2 separate regions of the Mus musculus genome follow, and region 2 is linked to region 1. The links are chromatin loops, found by intact Hi-C in ENCODE. Cell type or tissue: heart. All regions are shown on one strand. Links, peaks and the distances in the headings refer to the core of each region. The heading gives the core; the rest is flanking DNA.

Evidence for each region. Peaks named below come from ENCODE experiments on the same cell type or tissue, not always from the same donor. Only the 100,000 strongest peaks of a DNase experiment are listed, where the experiment ranks them.
Region 2: it touches region 1 in a loop (2.7-fold over the local background); 5 of 42 quality-filtered maps call a loop at or near these places.

What each region holds. Positions count from the first base shown.
Region 1 is chr15:96,369,173-96,378,694 of GRCm38, reverse strand. Arid2 (AT rich interactive domain 2 (ARID, RFX-like)) reads right to left here. Exons shown (of 21, transcript NM_175251.4): 14 at 9,143-9,339; 15 at 5,933-8,775. Among named protein-coding and RNA genes, the nearest start is that of Gm41408, 78 kb to the left of the region's middle. In heart, for the core only: a CTCF peak has its summit at 5,304; a DNase peak (open chromatin) is centred at 1,274.
Region 2 is chr15:95,757,873-95,767,394 of GRCm38, reverse strand. No RefSeq gene overlaps it. Among named protein-coding and RNA genes, the nearest start is that of Gm6961, 11 kb to the right of the region's middle. In heart, for the core only: a CTCF peak has its summit at 4,335 (motif pointing left); a DNase peak (open chromatin) is centred at 4,304; H3K27me3 peaks cover 842 bases.

The DNA.
Region 1 (9,522 bases), core at 418-8,417:
TTCAAGTTAATGATTACATTTAAAAAGATGATTTTTATTAAAAGGTTAGGAAGTATGCTCCTTTTAAAATATGTAACCACAGAAGCAATATTATTCATTGTGTTATCTCTTGACATCTGTGACATCTTGGCTTCTGTGACTTCCCATGGATATCAAGATCTGTTTGCATTTATATAGATGGCAAAATCCCTATGTCTCAGTGTGCATGTCTCCCTGTATACTAGGTCATTTCTCGATTCCACACCACCATTCAAATATCGCAAATGCACAGAAGTACAAAGAGCTGCTGCACCGCGTTCTCCAATTCATGGTCAGTAAAGAATTGTTTTCTGCTATTTTTGATTCAAGTTATAAATTCATGGACATGGAAGCGGTAGACATGGACAACAGACTGTATTATTCAAATTAAGAATTGTAGTAAGAAGCAACTCAATTATAGCCTGAAATGAAAACAAAGCCTTACGATTTACTTGCCCTGTCGAGAACAGATCAGCTGCAAATTATTGCTTAGAATAATTCTTTTCCCCTCAGATTTCATCAGTGACACAACATGAATCACAGCAAACCTCAGGTCAGAGTTAGTAATGATGACACAACCATGTAAGGAGAATATCAAAAATAGTAAATAATTCAGAGTAAAGTGTCTACCAACTTAATCTTGGAGGATATTCAGTTTATAGTTTGCCTTAAGGATCCGAGCCAGAACCTTCCCGATGCTAGGCAAGGCCCTGCTGTGCTGCTCAAGCTGGCCTTCAACTGCCAGGTAGCCCAGGACAGCTTGGAACGCAATCCTCCTGGCAGCACCTCTCAGATGCGCGATCACAGGCACATGCCACCGTGCCTGGCTGGCAGTTACAGCTGTGACGGTAACACTAGCACAAAGTAGACACACAGTCTTTTAAATATAACCTCTGTTATGTCCTATATCATATGCCTTTTACTTAAAAAAAACACTAATAGAGTATCTTTTAAAATGTTTAGGTCAGCCATTTTCTTGAGATACCTGAAAAGAAAACAAGTTAAATTTCTTATGGAAGTCAAGAGCTGTTTAGCAGGTTGGTAAGACAGCGACTGCGTTTGTCCACTCACTGGTGACGTCAGCACAGGCAGCAAGGACTGAAAGTGCTGGGTCCCCAAGAGTAAAACCACAGCTCTTTTTCTAAGCCAAACCAAAACCATACAGGGCTATATAATGGTGCAGACGGATAAAACATAAACAGAAGTGAGAAGTCTGGAGTTGAGTCCTGTGGCTGAGGCTGAGGCTTAGTTGGCAAAGTGCCTGGCTGGCATACACAGCCCCGGAGCTGACTTCACACAGGAAGCCAGGAGTGGTAGTGTGCTACCCTGGAAGGCTGGGGCTCTAACCCAGGCTCTTGCCCATGCTAGCAAGTACTGTACCACTGGGATTTACAGGCCTTTAACCCTAGCACTTGGGAGTAGAGGCAGCTGATCAGAAATTCAAAGTCATCTTCTGCTGAGCTGGAGGCCAGTATGGGATACGGGAAAACTTGCCCTTAAAGACAGGAAAGAGAAAGAAAACCAGCAGAAATGTTGTGTTCTAAGCTCGGGGAGCCTACTCTGGAATGTTGTGTTCTAAGCTCGGGGAGCCTACTCTGGAATGTTGTGTTCTAAGCTCGGGGAGCCTACTCTGGAGCTGAAGTTGCTTCTGTGATGAGTTCTCACCTCTGAAACGTGAGAGTGAGAGCTAGAGTGACGCAGGTGTCACCAAAAGAGACTTTCCAGCTCAACACATCAGGACAGGACACAACTCTTCAGTCTGCTTTTTAAACAAAAGTTCATCAATTGTGTGTGCGTGTGCGCGTGCGTGTGTGTGTGTGTGTGGGGGGGTGTGTCCGTGCGTGTGTGCGCGCGTGCGTGCATGTGCGCGCGCGTGCGTGAATGTGCGCGTGCGTGTGTGTGCGTGTAAGGCAGAGGACAACTTTGGGGAGTCAGCTCTCTTTTACCACCATGGGTTTCAGAAATGGTTTTATGTTCTGAGCCACCTTGCCAGCCCTGAATCGTCAGTGTGCCCTTCTTCAACAGGCCGTGTGACCTGGGCAGCCTCATTACTTTCCTTGAACCTTGGTTTTTTCCTTTTGTGAGTATAGGAGATACAGTGTGATGAAATGAAACCATACACGAGGCACCTAGAATCTCATTCCAATATACATGTTACTATTGCCATTATAATAGAGAAATCCAGAAGAAAAACACAGGTTTCGAGTTCAGAGGTAAGATGAACCTACTACACATGTGTTTCTCAACAGGTTACAACACATGGTCAAATCACTTCCTTAAAACAAGAGCTCTGAATAGAAAATTGTGAATTCAGTAACTGAGAAGAGAACCTTGCCAAGTATAAATCTCAAGAGTGAGAAATTACATCATACTAACATTTTAATTAAAGGAAGCACCCTAGTTTTCCTGATGTGGACACTACTGCCATTTAAATTGTGAGCTTTACTGACTGTCCAGTGTGTGTATAAAGGTGTGTTTGACTTTCACAAATGCCAAGATTTTTATCTTTTTGATGATTCTGAAAGTCTTACTAGGTCACCAAGAACTGAGAAACAATGCATCATGTGACAATTTAACCCCAAATATTAATAAGGGATATGGAAAGGATGACTGACGTTAACCTAAGCTGTGAATTAAGAATGAATAAAAAACATACTGATGCAATGTGAACATTTTAGGGTCCTAATTCAAACAAACTTAAATCAAAACACACTCTCTCTAAAAAGAAGCCCGCGGAACCTGGACTGTGAGCCGGTTAGGGAGCAGAAGCACTGCACACTGCCAAGCACGACCTGGTACTAAGAGTTTCATGCAGCCATTTAAAAGAAGTAAAAAGAAATGTAGTAAAATGAAATGTTTGCTGTCAAGGGAGGAACAGAGGAATCCTAAACCACAAAACAGGACTAGGATCTGAAGGCAGCTGGCTCTGGCTTTGCAGAAATATACATATATATCTTTAAATACTAAGTAAATTAATGTTTTAAGAATTAGATCTTAGGGGGTGGTGGAGTGATGTTCTTCCAGAAGACCAGGGTTCAACCTTGAGCGCCCAACTCCAGTCCCAGGAGATCCAATGCCCTTTTATGGCTTCCACGGGAATCAGGCAGGATCCAGGTACATAGACATACATGCAGGCAAAACACCCATACTCACAAAGTAGATAATAGTAATATTAATACTAAAAGGGCTATTGCACAAGAATGCAGACCTGGTTTCCTCTCATTTCCAGTAAACATGAAAGACCAGCCAGCCGCAGCCAGCCCTCAGACACGTATGTGAGAAGCTTCAGTAAATATTTGACGTGGTCAGCTCTTGAGGAATATTATGTTATCATTCAGTACTGAGACAAAATAGGGGCTTTTTTTCGGGGGGGAAGGGTAGTTTCAAGACAGGGTTTCTCTGTGTAGCCCTGGCTGTCCTGGAGCTCACTCTGTAGACCAGGCTGACCTCAGAACTCAGAAATCCGCCTGCATCTGCCTCCCAAGTGCCGGGATTAAAGGTGTGTGCCACCACCGCCCGGCGGGGCTTTTTCAAATTATGCTTTTTAAAATCAATGTGGGAAAAGCTTAGCTTGAACAACCAAGTAGCAAAATTAATACAACACAGAGAATGTAAAAAAATATTGTAATTTGCTTCATAAAATAAAATTAACAAAAATGTCCATGAATATGGCAGTTTTCTTTCTAGAAATAATACCCTTCACTTTATTAAACTATAATTTTGCTTCCTTTATTGTCTGCTCAAGAGAAAATTATGGCTATCAATTGTCGAAGCCATTGATAATACTTTGATATGACATTCTTAAATCCCTCCCAAATATTAGTATTAACCTTTGAGTAAGGCTAACATTGAAACAGGGTGGGCAGGAACTGAACACTGTGACAACTGGACTCTAGTGACTGCTGAAGCACACACACACACACACACACACAAATGCACACACACATGTGCACACACATACAGGACACGCACATGCGTGTGCATGACATATGTGTATATATAAGATATATAAAAAATGTATTTTGTGTTTCTATTTGGTTCCTCAGGATATCTCATACGTTCTTAAAATATTTCAAAATTAAAGAAGAGAAAATATGAAATCTGTAAATGTTTGGTCTGAAGCACCTTATATAGGGGTTTCAGCGTCTATCAAGCTTTTTACTCTTATTAAATGTACGTATGTACAATAGGTTCACGTGGGCTTGTTTGCTTTGCTTCTAACAGACATTAACGCATGGAGAATGCAGAGGGTAGGCCATCTGGAAATAATGCTCTATGAGCTGCATTTGGAACTTGCAAATATTACAGATTTTAAAAGAACAGCTATAAATAACAGAACTCTGAAGCAGGTACAAGTTTAAAAATTCTCTTTACATTTGCTGTTAAACATCATATATAAATAATCAAAAATAAATTAAAAATGCTATTAAAAACACTCTATCTTGGACCCTGCAGACTACCACTCAAATAGTGAACAAAATGGCATTAAACCAAGGCCTCTAAATGCAACCAGAACTGTGGACGGAGCTAAAGAACCTGGGCAAGAAAGAGGGAGTGTCTCCCTAGAAGCAAGCTGACTCTAGCGAGCTACTTTCAGCCCTGACTCTGTTGGTGAAGTCTATCCCCTGTACCTAGCCCCTGTAGGGTCTTCTGCTCCTCTGTGGAGCTTAAGTAGACCTGCTCCATTACAGATGCCCAGCTGTGGCAGGCACCACTGTAACCACCACACAAAAGGAACCCAGTTGTAGCTGTAGGTTTGTTTTTGTTTTTTCCATTTTCGCATACCTCCTGCATATTTTACCTGTTTCCTCGCAACCAAGTATCAACTTTGGAGATACAAGATGGACATTAAGAATTGAACCAGGGGTTTATATAGGCAAAGCAAGCCAATCTACCACTCTGCTATATTCTCAGCTCAGAATGTAGGGTGGTTTGTTTTGTTTTGTTTTTAAATGAGCTGTGTTCTCAAAGAAAATTAGTGTCGGGCTAGTACATAATTTTTCAGATTGGTAACAAAATGTATACACAGGCCCAAGCCACCTCTGTATAACTAATGTATTTAGAGTTTTTGTGTTTGTGCCCTAAAAATCATTTATTAACACTAACATCTTATATGCAATAGTTCAAATAATTACAGTGTAAGATAAAAGACAAATTTCTAGAATTGTTCAGAGAAACTGGCTACAGTAGAAGAGCAAACTCATAAATGAAGAGCTGGCTTCAGATTGCAGCAGGCTCTAGTCTGGGCAGCACCTCCTAGACTATGACCCCGGCTGTGTTACTCAGCATCAGAGTCGCCCCCTGCAGCCCAGGGCTGATCAGTGAGGCTCCAGCGAAGAAGGCTTTCCCTGAGTCCTAGTGCCAGCTCCAGCTACCATCACTGTTCCTCGCCCCCAGCCCTGAGCTCTCCTCTGGATGCCACCCAAAAGCAAAATCAGGAACACACAGAATGAGGAGAAATGAAATAACTCCATAATATTAAAGTTCTTCTCCGATGTAGTTTGGTTCACTATCATTTTATTTAGATTTCTAACAGATTCCAAGAGGGAAATCAACCAGACAACCAAGATGAACTGCTAAGTTCACATGTAGTAAAAAATTAAAAATTGAACTTATTGAATGTCTACTTTGTACTCATCATTATATCATTTAAGGGAAAATGTCAAACTGTGGAAATAAACAGTGACTGGGCACTTCTACTTGGTACATACACAACATCCATTTTGGAAGGCAAAATTGCATATGCAGAACTCAAAGAGCCCTTACCTTGAATGCTAGAGCTGAAACAAGTCTCGTAAACAAAGAGCAGGAGAGCCCTGAGCACACATGACCTGACACACAGTTGCTTAAGGTGAGACAGAAGTCAACAGTTCATTTAGCCTTCATGTTTACAGATGCCACGTGAGTGACTTACCTGTGGGGCCACACTCTGCATGTAGGTCGGTGGATGCTGCTGCTTTTGCTGAGCAGCACTTTCTATTGCTACTTTCGCTACAGTGCTTGGGTCCGCTCCAGCTGGGACCGCAACCATGGTTGCACTGCAGCCAGCATTGTTGGGGTCGCTGATTGTAACAATTCTAACCCCTACTTTATTTGGGATTCCCGGGACAGTGTCCCTATCATTATCCTCTGCCGGCCTCTTTACAGTTTTGCACTCGGCTGTGCCGTTTGTAGACCGAGCATCAGATGATAGAGCAGAAGGGGTCACTCTAGGTCCTGAGTGGGGAACTGCTATGACTTGATGCCCCTGTATGACAGGGGCTGTAGAATGTGGTGAGACAACTACACTTGGGCGTTGCTGAGGCACATCTGAATTCAAACTTGAAGCTAGAGGTCCGTTAGGCAGGTCAGTACCACTCAACGGCGGTGTCGCCACACTCGGGGCTTCTTGCATACTGCTTGTGGACGGTGACCCACCCAGAGTTAACACAGGTCCATTAGAAACTCTTTCTAGTTGGTCACCTTTGGCAGTATCTTGCTGAGTGGCACCCGAAGTCCCTTGTGGTTCTACTGGAGATATCTCACCATTTCCTACATGATTAGAAGTTTTGTGATTTGGAATGTTTTTGCTTAAATGAGAACCATCTCCTTTATCAAAATCACAGATTCCATTGACGAGGGCTTTTTTCAGATCACCTTTGACATCCTGCATGTCTACTGGTTCTGAGTTCTGTTTTCCAGGCGCTCCATTCTCACCTAGTTCCAACGATGGCCCATTGCTGATTAGTGAGCACTGGCTCGTCTCACTCTGAAGTTTCCCTGAGTTTGAAGGAGGTAGACTTGAGTCACTATACTTTCTCCCATTTAAAAGACTTCCCACCTGGAGTTCACTCTCACTTGTATCCCCGTTGCTGGTGTTTGTGGTTCCTCGCCGACAGGAAGGATTCTCCATGACCTCAATCTTCCGTTCATGAACATGTAGACCTGTTGCTTCCTTTGCCTCCTCCTCCTTTTGGCAAATGATCTTGTCGCCTTTGAACGGGAGGGGAGCAGTGGTACACGCTGATTGTCCGGCTGGAAGCGTCTGCACCTGAAGTCCAGCGCTTGCCTGCGCTCCGCTCATGCTAAGACCGGCTGGCGCAATGAGCTGAGCAGCGTTTCCCTGACTCACAGTCGCAGTTGCAAAACTGGTATTTGGCACAACTGTTATAGTTACCTGGTTGCCAGAAGTCCCTTGGAAAATGGTTGCTGGGCTGTTTGAGATCAGCGGACCCGGCAATATTTGTAAGTTCGAAATGGGCACGGTTTGCACTCCCCCTGCGGGTGGCATTGCACTTTGGACCAACTGAACATTTTGCTGCCCAACCAATAGCTGCTGAGCCGGAGTTTGCCCCTGCACTCCAAAACCAGCTGCTTGGTTATTGGCCACCTGATAGACCACCTGAGGGCTAGGAGCTCTTGCATTGTTAGGGGGAGGAATCTGAGGGGCTGGGAGGATAAGCTTGCCCCCTGGGGTTGAAGGGCCCCGCTTTGGCAGCAGCAGCTGCTTGATGAGACTAGACTCGTTGGGAGCAGGCTGACCGACCCCAGCACTCGGTTGCTGCGGCTGAACTTGCACCTGGACCTGCTGCGGCTGCTGAACCTGGACCTGGACCTGCTGTGCTGGCGCTGCTGGTGAGTGCTGCTGCTGCTGCTGCCTCTTCACAGAGAGCATCTGACTGACAGTAGGAGGGGGTCCCTGTGACTGAAGGGTGGAAGAAGATGACATGGCAGTAGGGACTTGGTTATTAGTAGGCGGGACAGGTGATGGTGATGACGATGGAGTTATGTTTGGTTGTCCAGTTAGCTGAACCGTCTGACCGGCAGGGAGAGCTGCCGGGTTAGCGAGAACGATCTGGTGAATGGCTGGTGCGTACGCCTGGCCTTGCTGTGCTGGCTGGCTCACAATCACTACACTCTGCTGAGCAGGCTGCTGTGGTTGTTGAATAGGCTGCTGGACCACTGATGGTGAAACTTGCTGAGAAGGAAGTGGCTTGGGCGCAATGTTCTGGAATCCTACCCTGGAGGGCTGTGGGCTCGGGACACCAGCTATGGTAACCACCTGTCCTGTAGCTACCTGGAAATTCTGTACTGAAGTCGCTGAGACGATATTGGATGCAGAAGTTGTTACGTACTGTGGGGGTGCTATGATAACAGTGTCTTGTGGCTGGCTACCAGCTGCTGTCTGTTGAGATGAAGTGTGCATAGGCTGTGGTGATGTGGTGATTAACTGCTGACCCTGTGAGACGGTAGATGTACACGCTGGTATGCTCTGTACTCGTCCAAACATACGACTCTGCGGTACAGTCTGCTGGATTACTGTGACAGGAGTGCCTGAAGGGACCTGTCCGGGCACCACTGTGTGTAGTGGAGATGGCTGTGGCATCACAGAAGGATGGTGAAGTAATGTCTGAGAATTTACAACTGTAACAGGCTGTGGCCCTGCACTATGGTTCTGACCCACAGAATTCTGTGCAGGTGCTCCTCCAACAGAGATACTCACAGGAACTGCCGTCTGGGGCACAGAGTTCTGGATTACTGTTGCCTTAACGACTTCACAAGGAATTGGAGCTTTATTCTGAATGACAGTTACTGGAGAATTTTGTTGCTGGTGGGTATGAACTGAAGGATTTGGTGGAATTCTGGAAACAGTCTGTGCCACAGTATGAATGCCTTGTACCGGAAAAGACATTTGTGTTGCAGTCAAATTTGAAGATTGATTGGTGACAGGAGTCCTCTGAAAATGATTCCCTGCAGCCTGTGGTCCATGAGGGATTCCTGTAGATATGGGAAAAGGAAAGTGCCAGGTGAAATGACTGCAAGACACCGGATAGCGTATTATCTTATTCCATACAAAGGGACAGTGTAAGGAAACTAACGCCAAGAAAGACAAGACTTACAAGTACGAAGACAGCCATGAGAAACACTGTACAAAGTACAGAGCCAGGCTATGACTTCATAGACATAATACATACTTAACTTCTGGTTATACACTAGCAACATTTAAAAATTTAAAAACTTGGGTATGTGGTCATTTGCCTATAATCCTAGCTTTCAGGAGGATCCTAAGTTTGAAGCCAACATGAGTGGTATAGCCAAGACTTGCGTCTGAATAAAAATAAATATTAAAATTTAAAATGAATACCTGCAGGTGAAGGAGTTGGAGATAGATCAGCAACAGCATCAACACGGACAACAGGAGTGGAAATTGGCTGCTGCTGATAGTACATCTGGATGGGGAGCGGGAGAGCCCGCCGCTTCACTCCTATGACATGGATATGCGCCTGCCCACTGCTAGTGGAATCTTCTACCCTCTTCACTGTATGATTTGGAAAAACTGTTCTGTAAAATAACACATACTCAATTATGAAAACCAGCCTTCCAAGAACACCATCACTTCCAGTAATGCTTAGAGCCCTGCTGTTGCTACTTATGCACAGACCACCATGCTGCACAATGCTGCCTTTTGTAAAAGTGAAAAGCAAAATACAAGACTATTTCTATAATTAAAAAAACACATTATCA
Region 2 (9,522 bases), core at 589-8,588, 610 kb after region 1:
GCACCGACTGCTCTTGCAGGTCCTGAGTTCAAGTCCCAGCAACCACATGGTGGCTCACAACCATCTGTAATGAGATCTGACTCCCTCTTCTGGAGTGTCTGAAGACAGCTACAGTGTACTCACATATAATAAGTAAATAAATATTTTTTTTTAAAAAAAAGAGAGGCTGAACTGTAAAGGGAACTGAGGAGGCCGACAGGCAAAAAGTCTCGAAGGGTTCACTCTTTTTCTCTGGGAACAGAAAGGTATAAAGCCTGAAATGTGTGTCAGCTACCACACACGTTTACATATATATATAATTTCATATGTCATGAGTGAACCGTATTTATATCATTTTCATTCTATCCTTTCCTACTTCATCTTGGACTCACGACTTCCTCTCTCTACTTCTTGCTTTCTTTCACACACATATTCTTTCTTGCTCTCTTTCACACACACAAAGTCTCTCTCTCTCTCTCTCTCTCTCTCTCTCTCTCTCTCTCTCTCTCTCTCTCTCATGCACGAACACATGCACAAACGAGTGCATACACACATCTGACACAATTTAGTGATGCTCAGATGTGCATGTGGTAGACACCTGAAGATAACTCAGTATGAACAAAATCCAAACTGAGAGTCTGTATTAAGCCATCACCTACACAGAACAGCCTCAAATGTAGAATCAGGGAGCCTTTCAAAGGGAAAGAACACAGGAAAGCTACATCCTGGTTGTCAGTTGCAGGTGCAAGCAAGCAAGCAAGCAGTTTAACAAAAGCCAAAATGTGGCAGTTAGCTGGTATGGTCATCATAAAGCATCCTGGTCCTCTGGTCCTTCTAAAATGTTCCCTGAGGGTGTTGTACAGTATATGACTAACTGGAGACAAGCACGTTTTCAAAAAACGGAACAGAATAAAAAGCCTCTATGATCTGGACAGCTCATCACTCAGAAGTTAATATCTTTCTTGGTTTTCATATATATATATATATATATATATATATATATATATATATATATATATATATATAAACTTTATATATATATAAGTTTCTCCCTATAGGATGGGTGCTATGTCCATTGCCTTTTCACTCATGAAAGCATGCCTGAGAAAACAACTCACCACAGGGTAGGTTTTAGCTTGTGAATTCGGTTCCTAGACAGTTGGCTCTGTCTGCTTTAGACTCTAGTGAGGCAGAGCAGCATGCCGGGAGCACAAGATGGTGGATGCTAATTTCATGATGCTTAGAGCCAATCAGAGCTCTGGGTCAGGAACCACACATCCTCAGAGGCATCTTCAGGAAGCCACGCCCCCAGTCTGGTCCCACTTCCACAGTTGCAGTCCTTCCAAAGGTCTGATGGATTATGGCGCCATCGGTAGATGAATGAATCCTTTGATTAGATGAAAGCCATCACGATCCAGTTACTTTCCAACAGCCCACCTGTGAATATGGCATTGGGGACCAAGTCTTCAGTGAATGGGTTTTTCAGGGGCTATTTTATATCTCAACCACGAAGCACTTTGACACAATGGGGAGCAAAAGTGGACCTCCCTAGCTGCCTGGGCATCACCTATTAGAATGCTGTCTGTTACCATCATCGATCTTAAAACGAGGGAGCAAATTCCACTAACCCTACACTAATTCCTATCACCATACAGACATCCTCTGAGAACATATTACTCATATGAACATAGACTTTTGTTTGTTTGGTCTTCAGGACCTGGGTTTCCAAGCTTACCTTTCATCCATTATGTTATTAAATGAATTATTTTATTTTATTTTTAATCTAGCAGTCTTTTGTCTGTGCCTGGACTTCCTGGTAGAGGGTATGCACAATTCTGGCAAGTTAAAGCGGAATGAAGAGGTGCTAGGAGCAGAGACAGTTGGTGAGTGTTCTTCAGATTGGAAAACTTGGCACTCGACGGCAGTGGACAGAGTCCAGCAGTTAATGGCGGAGGGATTGAACCATGACTTATTCAGTACCCATCCTGCTTGCGGTATTCCAAATGTCAAGGATTCGTTCTGTTACATTGTTTCCATTTTACATCCGGAAATTACCCGAAGCATTCATTGATGACCAAGGCATGAAGTCCTTACAAATTATTCATTTGTTCAAATTGTTCTATAGGCCATTAGAGTCTTTTATGAAGCCTTTTTATCAATTATTTGTAATGACAATTTACACATTTAGCTATATTTTTAGTTTGCTGCTTGTTAAGCCTTAAAGCCTTAAAATGAGACAAAAAAACCTGCTTGAGACAATGTTTCACATGAGTGAAGTGATTCAAAAACAACAGCCAAAGACGTGGATCCAGCTGAATTCCCAGGGAGTTCCACTGACGTGATTCAAAAGTGTCTTTTATTATTACTTCACAACATTGAAAAAAAGTACATTTACTTATTTATTTAGGCGGGGGCTGGGTCATCTTCAGAGTGTGGGATCTGAGGTCAGCTTTTGGGGGTCAGTTCTCTCCTTCTACCGTTAGGGACCTGGGGGTTGAACTCAGGTTGTCAGGCTGGGACTTGAACCCTTTACCCACTGAGCCATCTCATGAGCCCCCTTTCACAACATCTGCCTGTCCTTTAGAGTCAGGGTTTCCTTAGTTACTCAAATAATATGGTGAGAATAATATTCACACAGCATGCCCCCACACATGCAGAATTGCACAGTGGACTTTGCTAATGATGCCACATATGTCCCCAAGGCTTCCTTTATGGGACCCCCTTTCTTTGTCTCCTCTCCCCTCCTTCTGTTCCTTGTTCATCTGTCATCTGGTTTCGTCCCTCCCCACCTCCCTTTTCTCTCTCCTCTCCTCTCCCTCCTCCTCTTTTCCATTCAGTCTTCTCCTCTGCAGTCTGTGCTCTGTCCTTTCTCTTATTCTTCTCTCTGAGTAACAGTTGTCGATGTATCAACAGATTGTTTACATTGGAAGGCCATCAACAGGTTGTCTACATTGGAAGGCCATGGCCCTAGTTTGAAAACAGGTCAACCAGGAACAGATATTAATTTACTTTGTGCTTACAGAATACACGAGCACTGATGTCTAAAGTTTCATTTTAACACCGTGATGTGCCACAATGACAATAATAATGATGTTGGGGCTAAATGATGTCATGGGTCACTTGTCTGGGTCTGGTGACAGCACTTGGGAGTCAGAGGCAAGAGAATCTTTGTGATATCAAGGCTAGCCTGGTTTATATAGTGACTTTCAGGCTAGCCAGGGCTACATAATGATGTTCTATCTCAAAGAGAGAGAGAGAGAGAGAGAGAGAGAGAGAGAGAGAGAGAGATTGGGGGGGGGAGTGTGCAGGTGATCAGATTTGCCAAGCTGATTGGGCAAATCAGTATCATGATCAGCACTCAGACATTATAACTCTGGAGTCAGTGTGTACCACGAAGCCGTGCCCAGGAGCAACCATTAAAAATAAATATTCTAGTTCTCTTTAAAACCCACTGAACAGCTCTTATGGATGAAATTAATGTTGCAAGATAGTATTATGCCACAGGAGAGGAGAAGGGTCTTTAACGTCCTGTCTCCAAATGTTCTGCTATCACCAATAAGACAGGACCTGTAGGATGCTTTTAAAGAATCATCGTCCAGCATCCTTCTGATTGGTTATTTATTTATTTATTATTTATTATTATTAGTTTTTTACTTCAGTCTGCCTAAATGCTCTGAACAGAGACACACCTGCTATGATCCTGGAGACAGCAACATCTAATGAGTCAGCAGAACGGAATTTGACTGCCTATGTCTTGACCCAGTAGCCAACCACACCCGACACACCCCCTGACTATCCAAGCCGGAGTAAGGAGGGATTTGAGTGCTAACTTCCCCTACACCATTTACGCAGGGCTCCCGCTCTCCCAATCAGTGCACTTGAAATAAGCCACTGTACCTTGGGATGAAGAGTCTGCAGGACTCCAAGTCATTCAAAAACAGAGTCTTATGAATAAATATAAGAGAGAGAGAGAGAGAGAGAGAGAGAGAGAGAGAGAGAGAGAGAGAGAGAGAGAGAGAGGAGGGAGGGAGGGAGGGAGAGAGAGAGAGGGGGGGAGAGAGAGAGGGGGAGAGAGAGAGAGGGAGAGGGGGAGAGAGAGAGAGGGAGAGGGAGAGGGAGGGAGAGGGAGAGGGAGAGGGAGGGAGAGAGAGAGAGAGAGAGAGAGAGAGAGAGAGAGAGAGAGAGAGAGAGAGAGAGAGAAAGAGAGAGAGAGAGAGAGACCTGATTAGGATGAGCAAACAGACCTAGGGAGTTCAGATAACCACGGAGACTCAGCTGAGCTGGACCAAAGCTAACCTCTTGATTCCCGGCTCTGGGCTGCCCCCTTGTGGTCAGCCTTGAACAGCGCTGGTTAAACTGACCACCCCTGACAATGTCCTCTCTTTCATTTCTACCCTAGAAGGAATAAAATGACAAACTGATTTACAAAACAACTAGCAGTCGAGTCTCCATCAGGTCGTCGTCTGCTTTCTATTCTAGTGCTTCTAAACACTGTGAACACGCCTAGCCTTATAAACGCTGTGAACACACCTAGCCATGGTCACATCGCATGTATCTATTTAGTCTGTGCAAGTTGGGGGGAAAAGTACAAGATTGTCTACCTACAGTGACACACTGGTTTTAGGGGTACCACAGAACCACAAAATTCTGCCTTTGTAGATTATCTTGCTTATGCCTCTCACTAACTTCCCTGCTTGTGAGAAAGCACGAAAATTGACATTAAAATTCTGCCGCGTGAAGCTGCTGTCTCTCTTTGGCAACGACTCTCAACCTTCCTAACACTGCAACCCTTTGATAGAGTCCCTCATGTTGTGGTGACCTCCAGCCATAAAAGTATCCTGTGGCTCTTTCATGCCTGTAATTTTGCTACTGTTATGTGTCATAATGTATATATCTGGTATGCAGAGAGTCTTAGGCAACACCTGTGAAAGGGTCGTTCAACCCCAAAAGGGATCGCGACCCACAGGTTGAGAACCAGTGCTTTAGAGCCTTGCAAAGACACGCACTGTACTGAAATTCGTTCTTCTCATTTTCCCCTGACGTGCTCCTCAAAAGGACGCAAGGTTCACGTGATGTCAAGCGGCTTTGCTATTCTTGGTCTGAAGTTTCAGAGATTAATGTCCAATATTTCATACACATAGGCACATATATGCACACATGCATAGAAAATTGTCCCCTAATTACTATGTTTTACTAATTTTTATAAGGTATGAAAAAGGGGGGGCAAGCATTTGACTAAAGCAACTTCCATACCATAGCTGCCTTTATCTTTGTGAGATGCATACAAGACCTACAGATGTTGCCTGAAGTGTAGAGATGACCAAATCCTATGTGTACTATACATGTCCTACATAAGAATGTGTACCTCTGATAATCTTTAATTTACAAATTAAACACAGTAACTAACTAGCAACAGCGAATAACAAATCAGAGCCATATAAGGATACAATATCATCACAGCTGTGTGAGTAATGCCACATCTTTCTGTAAGTATCTTCCATGATAAACTCATCCCTCCTATAACTGAAATTGTGAGAGGCCCACCCACACATAAGGTGGGCTACCACATCCCAGTTCAGGGCAAAAGTCAAAGCAACCTTAGAAACCATTCTTCTAAATCCGCAAGCCAAGAGCATAAGGTGAGCAGTCTGTTTTTAACTTTACAAAAGGAGGTGGGAGGTTCCGGTCCCTGAACTTGATGGAACCTGAGCGTGGGTTAACCTTCAAGGGACACTTGCTGCTGCAGTTCTGGAAAGGCCAGCTCTGGACTGTAGTCTGCACGGGCTCAGGGTCGACTGTTCCCACAACAGGTGGAGCAGATGGCGACTTCTCCTGGACTCATCCCAAGTTGGGCTTTGCATTTTTTTTTCAAGAGAAAAATCAAATGCTTTGATGAATGTATCCTTCTTCCCTGATGCTAGAAGGGTTTAGTTCTGGCTTCCTTTCCAATGGTCTGGTGGAGAGGATGGCGAATTTTTATGAATTTTTTTTGCTGTTTTCAGGCTGGAAAAGAAAGAATAGATAGAGCTTCTGTGGGATTGACTTGGAACCATTGAGATATATGCATACTTTTGTGGTCTTATTTCCTTCCTTCCTTCCTTCCTTCCTTCCTTCCTTCCTTCCTTCCTTCCTTCCTTCCTTCCCTCCCTCCCTCCCTCCCTCCCTCCCTCCCTCCCTCCCTCCTTCCTTCCTTCCTCCCTCCCTCCCACTGAAACATGACCTCTCTACGAAATCAGAGATGCGACTTTCTTTGCTAACTGATGTTGAAGGTATATAATGAGAGTACTCCTGTTTACCATGACAGGAAACATCATATGCTTTCACATGGTCAAAACCATGCAGGAAGTGCTACTGGAAGTGTTTCGAAGGGACAGATGAAGTGTGGCAGTTAGGGTCCCTGATTGTGAGTCGAAACAGTGACTTATACTACTTCAAATACCTGAATGGCGCTGTTAATGCCAGAAACAAAGGCAACCATCTGTATTCCATTTTTATTACTTGTAACTAATTGAAGGGATGATCTCCCCCCGCCCCAAAGTCTCCTTACAGGCAGAATAACACCTGGTGGCGTTCATGAGATGCTAGCATAGTTAAGACTACGTCCCTGAGGTTCATAGAGTGCTCCCAAAGTGCTTTCTGGAGTAAGACAATCACCATCTCGAGTCCTTCTGTTTTTAAATGACTTGAGCCATTAGGCACGCTTTCTCACGCCAAGGTGGACTCTCTCTGTAAACACCATCCCTTCCCCTCTACTGTGAAGCATTAAACCTAAGAGCTGTCCCTCATTGGTGTTAGACCCAGCAGGTATGGACAGTCCAGGCCACTCTTGGGTTCTGGCATCTCCCCCTCTCCCGGGTCACCTCGCTCACAGGGTAACACCCTGGTTCTCATCCATCCTGCCAACTGTGCTGGTCTGCTGCCTGGACGCTTCTAACATTTTACACCATCATCAAATGCCCATTCTCTGTGCTCGTGTAGGTTTGATCTCTTAAAGCAAGTCTTTCCTTCTTACCCTACCATCTTCATCTTTTGTTTTTCAATGAAAAAATTATTCTATTCTTTATTTTCTTCCCCTTTTCCCTCCAGACCTCATGACCTGGTATCTGTCTTCATGGTCTGCTGACATGGTCTGTGATGGTGTCACTGTGGACCATGAAGGTGAGTTGACAAGAGGCTCTGAGAGTAGACACGAGGGTCAATAGGTGCAGATCAGCTTTCAATTCACACCTCTGGCTGCTGTGTGGTCCTGGTGATGTGTTTACATTTTCTCAGTGTTGGATTCCTCCTTGGCGACAGGAATTATTGTGAAGGCTAGATAAGGACACAGTTTGAAGTCTGGCCTTTACTGACATGTGGTAATTGTTACTAATATGATGCAATTTGATGCTTTGATACCCATGTGTGGCGGAGAGTAACGAGTCAGGCTGATTAGCAGTCCCTCATCTCAAATATTTATCAGCTTACGGTATTTTTGACTATCCCCTCTTTTAACCATTTTGAAATATACAGTATGTTATTAATCATAGTCACCTTGCTATGCAATAGAGCTGACTGCGCCATTGAACCAGTGTCTCATGGTAATCAATGCATTATTTGCTATCGCCCACAGCTATTGTGTTAGTCTATTTGTGCTTCTATAACAAAATAACCAAGGCTGAATAATTTATAAACAACAACTGTGTTTATAATATTATTTTCTCCTGGTTTTCTCCCATCCCTTTGAACATTTCTTCTGCACTTTCTCCTGGTCTATAGCTAAAATGCTCTGTTTGGTCACTCTGTATGCACATGTTATTTAAGATTAGATTTAGCAGTGAGAAGTTCCAAGCCTCCCCAAACAATGACGTCAACAAGAAAAAGAATAATTTTCTTCTCAACGTCTGGATGTGGAGAGATCGGTGCTAAGGTGACAACTGTTCACAGAGTTCCTGAAGCTCCTCCTAGTGTGGTCCTTGCTCTGTTCAGCATCCATCTCCAAGGTCACCTGTGCCTTAAGCTCAGTCCTTCAGGTCTGAATTCTCACAGGAAGGGTGCAGAGCAAAGGGCAAAAAGGAGTTGACAGCTGCTTTTGATTGGTCTAGACTAACTCGTATGGCCACTCCTGGCTTCCCTAGGCGTGAGACATGCAGGTTGGCTGGGTTAAAAGGTAAGGATCCTACTGAGCAATCAGATCTACTCACCGGCCTCCATACCATGCCAAAACGCTCCTGGGTGTTATCCATTTTACGACACATGGCATTCACACAACTATCTCCAGAAGTGTACCTGAGCTCTCTAGGGATGTCCTAAGCTGGGTAACTTAAGACACAGATGCTGTCTCACAGTTTGGTATGGTATGTATTCTGTACTGTATATATGTTTACATCTGTATGCATTGGTATGCGCATATATTATATATATGCACATATGTTCTTCTTTCGTAGAATTACCCCACAGGAGAGTCTGATAAAGGGCACATGTGATTTTGATCTGGCCCCCTTAGGGCTGTAACGACAATTTCAGCGTGGATTTGAGGCCCATGCTTTCAGTTCAGAGTGTGCTCTGTTGTGGTATCGTCTCATGCGCTTCTCATGTTCTGTGTGTTGTTCTCACTGTCTCAGACATGATACCCATATTTACCGGATTTTTCAGCATAGTTCTACTATCATATAATTTTGTTTTGTTTTGTTTCTTGTTTTTCAGACAGGCTTTCTCTGGGTAGTCCTGGCTGTCCTAGAACTTGCTCTGTAGACCAGGGCAGCCTTGACTTCAGACATCTACCTGCCCCTGCCTCCCATTTACTGGGCTTAAAAAGGAGTGTGCCCCCACCATCTGGCTATAATTCATTTTTTTTAAAAGATGATTGATATCTTAGATTGCTGAAGTATCAGTGGACGCTCACACATTTGTAAGGATTTGATGTGAAAATTACTAATTGGAGAGACCTGTTTTAGACTCTAAGTTCTCATTGGCTGGACCTCTGAAATATGGCCAATAGACTCGATGCTGGTTTTCCGGTTCTCATCCCTTCCTGAATTGTACTAAGCATGAGGGGGTGTTTATGAGAGGCAGCATGCAGAGCCCTGCCTCGTTCTAGGGTAAGTGAGGTAGCTAACTGATGGCACCAGGCTGGTCTGTGTCCTCTCTTTACCTCCTCCCACACCACAGAGCTTTCACTGCGCAGTTAACACAGATGCCAGCAGCATTTCTTCACAGTCCTCACCCTGTAACCTAGATACACACTTTCTCTAGTCTCAGGTTAACAAGAAAACAAGCAAAAAGTATTACCCAAGGATATGTTGGTATTACCCCAAGCGAAGTCAGCAGACAAGAAATTGAGTCCAGTGTGTAGGACACTATTAGGAATCTAGTTTTTTGTTTTTTTTTTTTTCAGATGAGCATTTCCCCTGAGGATAACTAGCTAGGGTTTTTTCCCCCCATTTTTCTTATATGTATAGGTGTTTTTCATCCATGTATGCATGTGCATTATCTGTGTGCAGTACCCAATGGGGCCAGAAGAAGAAACTGCACCCACTCAGCCTGGAGTTACAGACTGCTACGTGC